Regions from separate parts of the Homo sapiens genome. Here region 1 is linked to region 2. The links are chromatin contacts, found by Hi-C or POLR2A ChIA-PET in ENCODE. All regions are on one chromosome and are shown on one strand. The core of a region is the stretch at or near the end of the contact, and the rest is flanking DNA. Distances in the headings are between cores, read along the strand shown. Region 1 overlaps MAP4K3-DT (MAP4K3 divergent transcript). Region 2 overlaps MAP4K3-DT (MAP4K3 divergent transcript).

What was found. A loop is a pair of places that touch in the nucleus more often than their neighbours do. ChIA-PET counts read pairs that join two places held with the same protein, here RNA polymerase II (POLR2A). Pooled maps may share reads with other maps.
Region 1: a map of PC-9 shows a loop between it and region 2 (11-fold over the local background). The contact joins two enhancer-like sites. A Hi-C loop is called at or near these places in 2 of 168 maps with a recorded cell type or tissue (HepG2 and PC-9), 1 of 37 single-sample maps with no recorded cell type and 9 of 50 pooled maps. POLR2A ChIA-PET finds 5 or more read pairs at or near these places in 5 of 52 experiments (GM12878, H1, HepG2 and 2 more).

Annotation. Positions count from the first base shown.
Region 1 is chr2:39,544,285-39,550,746 of GRCh38, reverse strand. The region is part of intron 5 of MAP4K3-DT (MAP4K3 divergent transcript); the gene reads right to left. Among named protein-coding and RNA genes, the nearest start is that of MAP4K3-DT, 110 kb to the right of the region's middle. Within about 2 kb of position 2,771, at least 3 of the 41 ENCODE cell types and tissues checked have a DNase peak (open chromatin) inside an H3K27ac peak, as active enhancers do.
Region 2 is chr2:39,491,573-39,498,044 of GRCh38, reverse strand. All of the region lies in intron 3 of MAP4K3-DT (MAP4K3 divergent transcript), which reads right to left. Among named protein-coding and RNA genes, the nearest start is that of MAP4K3-DT, 57 kb to the right of the region's middle. Within about 2 kb of position 3,109, at least 6 of the 41 ENCODE cell types and tissues checked have a DNase peak (open chromatin) inside an H3K27ac peak, as active enhancers do.

The sequences.
Region 1 (6,462 bases), core at 1,522-4,021, 53 kb before region 2:
GACGGTCAGTGCACTTTCCATAATGTTTAGTCCACAGATTAATGTCTGTGTCCTAAAGCAGGAAAAACAAGGAAAAGCTGCCATCTGTCATTAGGAGCAGAGGTATATAGTGATGAACTGATTTAGAGCATATACTGTTTACAAATAAGAAAGATGATCTGTACCCAGCTCTGGGCCAGAAACAAGCATTGATTTTAGGGATGAGAAGGCAGTAGTGAAATATCACTTCCAAAGGGACCTGCTGGTTTCTGGATTTTCAAAATATTCTCACCTCATCAAGGAATCCTGGTGAGAATGTCACCTACATGCTGGAGACTGCAAGAGCAACTGGGGCCCTTGAGAAGCTTTCTTTTTTCCTTTTTTTTTTTTTTTTGAGACGGGGTCTCACTCTGTCACCCAGGCTGGAGTGCAGTAGCACAATCGTGGCTCGCTGCAGCCTCCACCTCCCAGGGCTCAAGCGCTCCTCTCGCCTCAGCTTCCTGAATAGCTGGGACTACAGGCATGCGCCACCATGCCTGGCTGATTTTTGTATTTTTTGTAGAAACGAGGTTTCACCATGTTGCCCAGACTGGTCTCAAACTCCTAGACTCAAGCGATCCACCCACCTCAGCCTCCCAAAGTGCTAGGATTACAGGCGTGAGCCACAGCACCTGGCCAAAGCTTTATTTCTATGGCATCAGGGGAAGAAGGGAACAAATAATCCTTAGGTGATGCTGGAAGCTGAGTTTCATGGGTCACTGAGAAGTTAACTGTCACACACACCTGAACATATACCATGGATCAGAAACTGGACTATGGTGAAAGATACACATGGGGTAAGACAAGGAGTTCACAAGAAACTCACAGTTCAGCAGAGAAGACAAATACACAAGCCAGCCATTAGCAGATAAGGGCTTCCAGTCCCCACCTTTTCTCCAACATAGTAAATGCTATCTTTCCCTGCCTGCTGGTGCCTCCCTGGCCATCAGGGGAGTATGCAGCTTTCCTGGACACTTCCAGGACTTTGGGTTGCAGTCCTGGAGAATGAAAAGGTAAAGACCTAAGGAGGGGGCCTGCTATGCAGGGAGATTGGGCAGATGTACCAAGAAGGAGAGGAAGGGGAGAGAAAAGACGGAAGAGTAGAAGTAGGAAAGGCTCCAGGGCACTGTGATTGGAGAGATTTGATTGGAGAGATTTGGAGAGAAGGAAGGGGTTTCAAGAAATGTTGCTAGGCATTCCAGTCTTGATTCCTTTTAAAATTGTTTTGCAACTGTAAAGGTTGGGCTTCCTTTTCGTTATTTTGTGCTACTTGAACTGTTCCTTTTTATCGTCTCTTTGTAGAGACTGGACCAGCTCGGACCTCAGAAGCAGAACTCAGCTTTCCCAATGTGTGGGCAAATTACTCACATCACTCAGCTGTGATTAAAATCAACCCACTAGATCTGAGCCCAAGTGCAAAGAATGGAGATTGAGCAGGCTCAAGTCATAGTGGTTATTTATGTAAAAATAAAAAGCCAAACAAACATTGGGAAGGCAATGCCATAATCAGTGCTATTAAATATGGGAGAATGTGCAGTGAGGGAGGCATTGTGCCAGCCAGAAAACCAGCCTGGGCTGTAAAGCAGCTTCCCAACTTCAACCAAATATGACCACCTGGAGAACTGGTTAAAGTGCAGGGCGGCTACTATTTTAAAAAATTGTTTTAACAGAAAATAAGAAGTGTTGATGAGCATGCAGAGAAGTTGGAACCCTTGTGTACTATTGATGGGAATGTAAAATAGTGTAGTTGCTATCGAAAACAGAGTGGTAGTTCCTCAAAAAATTAAACATAGAATTACCATATGATTCCTTAATTCCATTTCTGGGTATACACAAAAATTGAAAGCAGGGTCTTAAAGAGATATAATACCCATGTTTATTGCAGCACTATTCACAATAGCCAAGAGGTGGAAGCAACCCAAATGCACATCAATAGGTGAAGGGATAAACAAACTGTTGTATATACATACAATGGAATATAATTCCGTCTTTAAAAGGACAGAAATTCTGACACATGTTACAACATGGATGAACCTTGAGGATATTGTGCTAAGTGGAATAAGCCAGCCACAAAAAGACAAATACTGTATTATTTCACTTACATAGGTACCTGGAATAGTCAGATTTATAAAGACAAAGTAGAACGGTGGTTGCCAGGATCTGCAGGGAAAGGGACATGTTGTTTAGTGGGTATAGAGTTTCACTTTTGCAACATGAAAAGTGTTCTGGAGATTGGTTGCACAATAATGTGAATGTGCTTAACAATAGTGAACTATATACTTAAAATGGTTAAGATGGTAAACTTTGGTATGGGTATTTTACCACCACAAGGATTTTTAAAGCAGGTTCTGGTTTAGTAAACCTAGGATGGAGCTAAAGATCCTGCATTTCTAACCATGTGTCATCCCCGACCCCTACTGACTTCAAAAGGGACAGTACCATGTATGAGAGGCCAGTGAGTTAGACCTAGAGCCAGTGAACAAGACAGAGGGTTTATTGAGGGGACTTACATACGGGGTGGTCCAATGGTAGCAGGCTGAACAGGAGAACTGCTACTGTTTGTAAAAAGCATGCAGCTTGTGTCGCGTTTTCACTTAGCACTTTTTCCTTAGTAACCTCCACTTGGCAACCTTCATTTAACCAAAAACAAAGGGCCTCAATAATCCCCTGTATGGCCTGGGGGTTCAGATGTTCCTCATATATAAGGAATGAATCGCCAGGTTGGTCACTTCCGGATTCCTGAGCTCGGAACTCCTAACACACATTCTTCTTAGACCGTAGGGTCATTCTCATGGTATGCTTAAGTTAACTTATTGTTATCCAGTGCATCCATCATGCATCATGTTTACCTTATCCTTTCCTGTCTATATACTAGAATCATCTAGGGATGTTTTTAAAATTCTGTAGCCCAGGCTACACCCCAGACCCACTTAATTGCAGTCTCTGGGGTGGGGCCCAGGCATAGGTGGCTTTTGAAGCTCCCCAGATGGTTCCAATGTGTAGAGAAGTTTGGAAACCACTGTTATCCACTGAATTGGTTTTCACAGGTTGAATCCATCTCACTCTATTCAAATAAAGAACTAACTGAACAACCCAGAACAGGGTTCTTGATCAAGGTCACGCTTCAGAATCGCCTGATAGAGCATTTAAAATACCTGTGTTTTGACTCCGCTACTTCCCACCACCCAAGAGATTTTAATTTAATTGATCTGGAAAAAGGCTCAGGAATAAGGTAGTTTTTACAGCTTCTCAGGCAGTTCTAACAGAAAGCTACTGTCTGAGATGTTTCCATGTTAACTGAGACCTTCTGCTCAGTCTACCTCTCTGCTCTCTGATGCTAGCCCGCCTTCTCAGACTCTGCCCTGTCCCCTTCCCTGTCCTCCATATTAGTCCCAGCATCCCACACTTTGAGGTTGGTTTGATTACACAAGAATTGAGGAGTGGCTGATGATTAAAGAAGCACAATCCCATTTAATCAAGTGTATCTGGCAGGTACTAAATGCTCTTAGAAATCACAGATTTGATACTTTTGTGCCAATTAGCTTCATGCACACAAAATTCTGATCTGTGGTCACAAAACACACAGTTTACTTAAGCCTCATGAGTCATTCATTACCAAAGAAGTCAGAAAAAGGGTGATTGGTTCATACAACCTGTCCTACTGTGAGGGTGGAGTATGCAGGGAATTTTTACACTGTATACCCTAATTGTGTTTTATTCGTTCAGTCATTTAAAAATATACATTTGTTGAGAGCCTACTATGTTTCAGGCACAGTTTAAAGTGCTTGAATAAAACCAGCATGTACTCCCTCAGCTGTGAAAGTTGCCCTTTCCCAGATTAGCTTTAAAATCTAAAGACTTCACATGAAAATGGTTAAGGTGGTAAATTTCATGTTATATGTTCTTTACCACAGTGAAAATTAAACTGTAAGAAAAAAAATCGAAAGATTTGTACCTTAGATGTGAAACAAGGAATGCATTCACATTATTATCTGGATACACTTTGGGATGGTCAAAAAAATGTTAAGCATATTTACAAAGTCACTTTATGAGGTACGGGAAAATTATGGGAGCCATTGCATAATATCTGGGCTTAACAATAGCACTATAATGCAGAGCTTCAGCATTCCGGCAGCATATTAAACCATCTCTAATGTTCGACCTACAGGTTTATGCAACCTCTGGGGCACAGTGTCAGGTGGGGCTAAAAAGAAAACACACTTTATAAACATTGATTGCTTCTTGCTACATCTTGCTAATGTAATCTGTGTTGCAGATTAGAATTAGCATAATATTATATGGGTAATGCCAGACAAAAATGGCCTGAGCCACAGTGCTGTTTTTGGATTTGGTTTTATTCTTCAGGAAGTCACTTTAAGAAGAGCATAGCACGACTTAGTGTTTTCCTGCCAAGGTTGTAAGGGAGGACAAGTTCTCTGCCCTCTCCTTGTTCAAAGAATAAATTGTGAGTAATAGGCTACATCACTGCATCGTGTATGAATGCTCCTGGTCAAAGAACATTTAACAGAATTGTGTTAGGTCACGGGCTTGGTTTTGTTTTTGTTTTTTAGTTCCATTTGACCTTTCAGATCAAAACTGTGACTAACCGCAATGTGTGGGACAATTACATTACGATGTGCTATTTGTAAAGAACCTGAACTGTGGCCTTTCTAGACATATGTGCTTGCACCCACCTATACCTCTGTACAACTCTTCTAAGTATCAATTTTCTGCTGATTGCATGTTGGTCTCTCACATCTGCCATATTTTACTCTAAATCTCTTGCAGGCAGAGGCTTTGCCTGTTTAGTAGGATATATTTCATGCCTATAGAGCTGTTGGACTTCTAACAGCTCTTTCATTATTGTTTACTCACCTCCTTTAACATTGCTGAGGTCTGGTGCGTGGTGGCTCACGCCTATAATCCCAGCACTTTGGGAGGCTGAGGGGGACCGATCACTTGAGGTCAGGAGTTGAAGACCACCCTGGCCAACATAGTGAAGCCCCATCTCCACTAAAAATACAAAAATTAGCCAGGTGTGGTGGCATACACCTGTAATCCCAGCTACCCGGGAAGTGCAGGTTGCAGTGAGCCAAGATCACCCCACTGCACTCCAGCCTGGGCAACAGAGCCCGACTCCACCAAAAAAAAAAAAAAAAACCAATTTGCTTACCAAGAACTATGGAAAAGACACTCACCACTGATCCTCCAATCAACTTTGAATCCAGGGGCATCCTGGAAGGAAGGAATCCCGGCTGGGTGGGTAGGCTAGATGCTTGGGTTGCGTCTGCAGCCTTCAGTTTGGTCTAAATGTCTGAACTCTAACCCTCTCAGACTCATCAGTCCCTACTACCCACACAAATACATCCCACACTCTGATGTCAACTTGACACTCTGGCCTGGGTCTTCATCTCACTTCTCCTGGACCACCTTACACCCATCCCTCTGTCTTTTACTTCCACCCACAATCCAGAACTGAAAAACACGTTTCCTGACTAGAATATTAGTTCTCATGTTCACTCAAAATTGAAAGGGGACCCTTGGCCAAAAGACTTAAGTTCATAATTTTTCTGATGGTAGAACTAAGAGATGAAGCTGTGGTTTTGACTTTTCCCCATGGGAAGAAAAAAGAATATGGAGGTTGTTGTGCTACTGACTGATTCTGACTCTGACTCTGGAAAACCATTTTTCCCTATGAGATAGATTGGTGTCAACCACAAATACCCTTTACTGATCTCATTTTCACATTTTCCTGATTTCAGATATTTTTATCATTGCTATTGCACTTCTCCAGGTTAATTATAGAGAAAAGCGATGATTTTTTAAGTGCTTAACTCAAGGATGGTTCAAAATTTTAACTTGCAAGTACTTGAGATTAAGGCATATGGATTGCATCCTAATGAATGTGCAAGGGAACTTTATTTTGTATAACTAATATTGTTGTGTCTTTCCCAATTAGAATATCTTCATTCTTTCCTCTGAATAAGAAGATAATACTAGCTCATCATAAAAATGCAGGCAGCATAAGAACATATACAAGAAGTGAAAATTATCTACAATCCCATATCCAACAACTTCTGAGAATTTTCTTAATTGAGATATAGGTCACATACCATAAAATTCACTGTTTTAAAGTGTGCAATTTGGGGGTTTTAGTATATTCACAAGGCTGTGTGACTATCACCATTATCTAGTTCCAGAAATTTTTCATCACTCCAAAGAAACCCCCCTACCTATTAGCAATAACTTCCCATCCCATCCCCTGAGTCCCTGGCAAACACTAATCTACCTTTTTTTTTCCTTTTTTTTTTTTTTTTTGAGATAGAGTCTCACTCTGTTGCCCAGGCTGCAGTGCAGTGGCATGATCTTGGCTCACTGCAACCTCCACCTCCTAGGTTCAAGTGATTCTCCTGCCTTAGACTCCAGAGTAGCTGAGACTACAGG
Region 2 (6,472 bases), core at 1,860-4,359:
TTTCCTGACTTATTAATGATCGCCATTCTAACTGGTGTGAGATGGTATCTCATTGTGGTTTTGATTTGCATTTCTCTGATGGCCAGTGATGATGAGCATTTTTTCATGTGTCTGTTGGCTCCATAAATGCCTTCTTCTGAGACGTGTCTGTTCATATCCTTCGGCCACTTGTTGATGGGGTTGTTTGTTTCTTGTAAATTTGTTTGAGTTCTTTGGGCTTTACAACTTTCAAAGTGAATTGGATTTTTACCGTAAGCAAAATAGAACAGAGGGTTTATCTCAACCAGAAACAAATGGAGTGTGTAAAATTCAGTCTCTCTCTTCAGCCCCATGCTACTGACTTCTGAATAGCATTCCAGCTGTATTTATCTGGGGCTTGGGAAATTTTCTTGGTTCCTGGGAAGAAAGTTAACTAAAACATATGACATCTCTGGCAGCAGTCACAATTTCACACAAAAAGTTTCTTGCAATAACTTCACATATTGCTTCCCCTGGTGGAATCACTATCTCTAGGGAAAGCTTGGGTCTAAAATGACAACTATATTGAATGAAAGTGAGAGCTGAATGCTAGATCCACCAGCTTGTATCTCTCTAGGAGAAATCTTCATCTTAAAATCACTTTTTATGGATGATGTTATGACAGAGACAAGTCCTAGATTTTTTTCTTTTCCTGCTTTTAAAACATAAAAATTGTAAAACTTCTCAAGTAGCCAGACGTGGTGACGCATCTGTAGTCCCAGTTACTCAAGAGGCTGAGGCAGGAGGTTTGAGCTCAGAGGTTCAAATCCAGCTTGGGCAACATAGTGAGACCCCCCCAACACACACCAATCTCAAAACAAACAAAAAGCCTTCTCAAGTAAAAAAATAAGCAAATACTGTTACTACTCCAGCTACTCAACAGTGCTCCCTGTAGATGAAATACTACAGAGTGTTTGCTATTTACAGGAAATTGGAGGTGGGGTGGTTACTGGAAAGTGGGTTGGCAGAGATTGGTGGTTATGTGATTTAATCCTGAAATAGACTGGTTATGAGAATCAATGTCTTCAAATTTCAAATACTGTCTTGCTTTTGCTTTTGTATATATATACACACATATATACATATAAATATATATACACACACACACACAAAAGCAAAAGCAAAACAGTTATTAGCTATCCTTCCTAGAGATAGCTAGCAAGGACAGCTAATCAACTCTTTCAACATTTCAAGATTAAAGGATGAGGATACCACCTGGGTTTTAATACGGAGATGGCTCAAGCCCTTTCCACTGCCATGTAAAAGATTTTTAGATCACATGTGTTGATCATTACAGTGATGAGATGGTATTAAAATGCTTGACAAATTGGTCTCCATGGCAGTGCTTGTAGTCCCAGCTACTCAGAGAGGCTGAGGCAGGAGGATAAAGTGAGCCCAGGAGTTCGAGTCCAGCCTGGGCAGCAAAGCGAGCTCCTGTCTCTAAAACAAAATACAGACTTGACAAACACCTACTGAAGGCAATATGATCATTACTTACAGAAAGGACAGGATCAGAGCTAGGAGAGTGAAGGACTAGATTTATGAAGCTTCAGTCCCTTCTTTACGGGCACTGAAGAGAAACAGTTCAAGTCCTCCAGTTGTCCCATAGGCTTTGTCATATAAGAATGGATAATTTGCTACAAGCTCGAAATGGCAAAACCAATTACCTAATGTTGCTACTGTACTGACTAATCATCTTACTCATGAAACTATCTACACCTTGCAGAGAACTTTAAGAAAACCACTGGGCATGGTGGGTCGTGCCTATAATCTCAGAATTTTGGAAGACCAAGGTGGGGGCATCCCTTGAAGCCAGGAGTTTGAGACCAGCCTAGGCAACACAGCAAGATACTGTCTCTACATAAAACAAAAAATAAGAAAAGTTAGCCAGGCATGGTGGCTATGCCTGTAGTCCTAGCTACTTGGGAGGCTGAGGCAGGAGGATCCTTGCAGTGAGCACTCCAGCCTGGGTGATGGAGCGAGACCCTGTCTCAAGAAAGAAAGAAAGAAGGGAAGAAAGGAAGAAAGGAAGGAAGGAAGGAAGAAAGGAAGAAAGGAAGGAAGGAAGAAGGAAGGAAGGAAGAAAAAGAAAGAAAGAAAGAAAGAAAGAAAGAAAGAAAGAAAGAAAGAAAGAAAGAAAGAAAAACCTTGCAGTATACATTTTCATAAGCCCAAAAGTTACTTCCTTCCATTTATTGCAAGGCTATAAGAACCCAAATGTCTGCCTGTTATGATTTTAACCAGCACTTTTCTACAAGTGAGTATGTTCAAGAACCCCTAAAAAGACTGTAATAATCAGATATCAAGCACCTATATGAGGTAGCAGGAGGAAGAAAGAGGCAGTACAAACAACAATCCACACATAATCCAGTAATGCAAGCTCTGAAATTCCAACACTTCATTTCAACTGCTTCCCCCAAAATTCCATACCATGTTCTTGCTTTTGGATAAAGTCAGTGACAAGAAACGAGATGGTCATACAGCAGCAGCAAAAATATAATCAGGAAATATAATGACTTTGTAATATCCCTGTGCGAAAGAAATAAACCTGAGTAGTGAGAGGAACATGGGTCTTGGATTAGGATATAGAACAATGTTTAAACCCTGGTTGGCCAGGTATAAGCTATGTAATAACCTTGGGCAATTCACCTAATTCCTCTGAGTCTTAATTTCCTCATTTCTTATATGTGGTAATTGTGCCTAATTGAGAAGATGCACAATAGAAATTCAATAGTAGCTCTAATTACCATGCAACAACCTTCCTGGTCCACTGTGTGGGTTTCTTTCAGGCTGTGAGTAAGTGGACATGGATTTCTGTAGCTAGTCTCTGCCAGAGGATATGAGTATTTCAAGAAGCAGGAAGGGCTGGAGGTGTGTGAAGGCTCCCCCGCTCCTGCACTTCATTTGTACACTCTCATCATCACTGGAGGAGTCTCCTGGCTGCAGTTGAGCCTTCGATGAGATGATTTGCATCACTCACATTCCAAGCTGGGTGGGGGAAGCCCAGACATTCTCGCTCTGCCCCTCAACCAGCTTGGTGCCAGATTTCCTCTCGCTTCACCCCCCCAGGAGGTCATCTAGGGAGCAGGCATCACACAGTAGCAACAGGCCTTGCGGATGATGACATCATAGGCTATTTTGCCCACTCTGTTTATCTCGCACTGAGAGGCAGGAGAGCACAGTAAGGAGCACAGGTTTTTTGGTTTGGTTTTGTGGGTTTTGTGGGGGTTTTTTGTTTTTTGTTTTTTTTTTTTTTTTTGAGATAGACTATCACTCTGTCACCCAGGCTGGAGTGCAGTGGCACGATCTCAGCTCACTGCAACCTCCACCTCCGGGATTCAGGTGATTCTCGTGCCTCAGCCTCCCAAGTAGCTGGGATTACAGGAGCACACCACCATGACTGGCTAATATTTGCATTTTTAATAGAAACAGGGTTTTGCCATATTGGCCAGGCTGGTCTCAAACTCCTGACCTCAAGTGATCCTCCTGCCTTGGCCTTGCAAAGTGCTGTGATTACAGGCGTGAGCCACTGCACCTGGCAAAGAGCACAGGTTTTGAAGTCAAACAGACCTATCTTCAAAGTATGTTTCTGTCCTGTGCCACATCTAAACCTTAATTCCCTAAGCTGTAAAAGATGATCAAATAGGCCAGGCACGGTGGCTCACACCTGTAATCCCAGCACTGTGGGAGGCCGAGGCGGGCAGATCACCTGAGGTCAGGAGTTCCAGACCAGCCTGGCCAACATGATGAAACCCCATCTCTATTAAAAATAAGAAAATTAGCCGGGCATGGTGACATATGCCTATAATCCCAGTTACTCCAGAGGTTGAGGCAGGAGAATCACTTGAACCCAAGAAGCGGAGGTTGCAGTGAGCCGAGATCATGCCACTGCACTTCAGCCTGGGTGACAAGACTGTCTGAAAAAAAAAAGGAAAATCAGGATTTCTAAGAGATATCTCTACTCTTACGTTCATTGCAGCATTATTCATGATAGCCAAGATATGAAAACAACCTAAATGTCCATCAACAGATGAATGGATGAAGAAAATATGGTATACATATACAACAGAATATTATGCAGCCTTCAAAACAAAAGGAAATCCTGTCATTTACAACATGAATGAACCTGAAGAACATTAAGCTAAGTAAACTAAGCGAGACACAGAAAAACAAATACTGTGTTGATTTCACTTATATGTAAAAACTAAAGTAGTCAAACTTAGAACAGCAGAGAGTGGAATGTTGGTTGCCATGAGCTGGAGGGATAGAGGAATGGGGAGATATTGGAAAAGGGTTACAGAGTTTCAGTTATCCAAATGAATGAATTCTGGAGATGTATTCTACAACGATGTGACTACAATTAGCAACACTATATTATATACTTGAAATTTGCTAAGAGGGTGGATCTTAAGTGTTCTCACCACCAAAAAATAAAAAAGAAGGGAAAGAAAGGAAGGAAGAAAGAGAGAGAGAACAAAAGAAAATGGTAACTATGTGAGGTGATGGATATGTATATGATATATATGCATATTATATATATATGATTTGATATGGATATATGCATATATATGCATAATTGAAATATGTACATATTTAAAGTGTACGACATGATTTGATATGCATATATATGCATATATATCCATATATATGCATGGATATGGATATGGATATATATGCATGGATATATATGCATATCAAATCATCATGTTGTACACTTTAAATATGTACAATTTTCAATTGTCAATTATATCTCAATATGGGAAAAAGTCTTGTCATGAAGGAGATGCTTAATAAATAGTAGTTAATGTTATTATCTTTGATTGATTTGTCTTTGAATAAATTTCTGTGGCCTAAATGAGGAAGCATATTCAAGGCATATATCCAAATATTTGTAAGAGTAGAGGAATGTTCTTAATCCAAATTATATGCACCAGTATTGCTCACTTGAGTGGAAGGAAATTATAGAATGGAGTATTAACTTCCTAATGACTAGACAAAATTAGTTGAGTAAATTACCCAATCAGTTCAGGAGAAGAAAATAAAAACCTGATTCAAAGGGTTTTTTTCCCCTCTGTGGGTTCATTTTATTGCTGCAACCCTCTAATTTGTTTTAGTTATAAAGACATGGCCATTTCATTTTCAGTTTCACCCAGGAACTAGAACTATATTTTGAAATAGGGACAACTGGATTTAGAAAATCACTTTTGTACAACTAGAACTCATTTACAGCTAGTTATTCAAATATCCAGTGACAGCATAATAAAAATTTAGGGCCTTCTTTTAATTAAACACTCCAGTTTACAATTCCCTGGAAGTAGTAACACATATTTGGAAACTGCTCTCTTTCGTGTTTTTAAAATAGCATCTAACATTAAGACAGTAATTTATTAAGAAATAACTTGCTGATCTGAAAGTGTTGATGTGATTTCAAAATGTCTTTAGAATGCATCCAACTCGATGAGACTTATATGCATGGATTTGGAGAACAAGGAGCTTATCATAGGACTTTCATAGCCCTCTCAAAATGGCAAATGAAGATAAACTGCAGAAATAGGGACTGCATGTTGCAATCAAAAGGGAACCTGCCCACAGACTGAAACAAACTTGGAAAACAAATGAACGGAAGATTAAACAGTGAAGTCTAAGTACTATCACTTCTTCCCCTATGATTAAAGCCTGACAGGCACCATGAGTCAAACTGTAAATATATACTAGTTATCATAGACCTCACTGGGTTTATGCGTCAGTAAACCACAGCTGCCTCTAATTTACCATTGAAACATGTTTTAGGGAAATGAAACTAGCCACCACCTCCTTTCATGCATGTGATATACTATTCATAACCAAGCCCTAATGACAGAAGAGAGCATTCTTAAAATAGTCTAATGGCTTTTTTGTATTCAACAATACAATCCCCCTATATTTTTTATACCTAACTCACCACATATTCAAGAATTTTCCATCATGTGCTTAACTTTAAATTTTTAAATGGTTTTCTTCACCTGAGCTGGCAGCTTTACTATTGCACTAGTCCAAACATATAGATGGGAGCGTCCTTAAATATGCAGCAAGACACACGTGATATAAATAGGAGGAATCATAGTATAGGACCACCTAATAATAATAAAGCCAATGTTTACTTAGTGCTTACTATTTACCTAACATTGTGCTAAGCACTTTTGAAGAATTATTTTGTTTAATCAGCAATTCCAACAAGACAAAATTCCAGTGTCCCAGATGATAAGACTAGCGAAACTTAAAAATCCTAATGTTAAAAAATTAAACCGCTAAGTGAAAATTAGTTTTTCATGGGTGATTTCTTGGCAATTTATAAAATTTAAGTTTTCCTAAAATTAACTGTAAACTGATACATATTAATCATACATAGCAAATGTCTACAGTCAAATTTTAAGCTATTTCTCTGCTTTATTAGCCATTTATATCAGCTTTTATA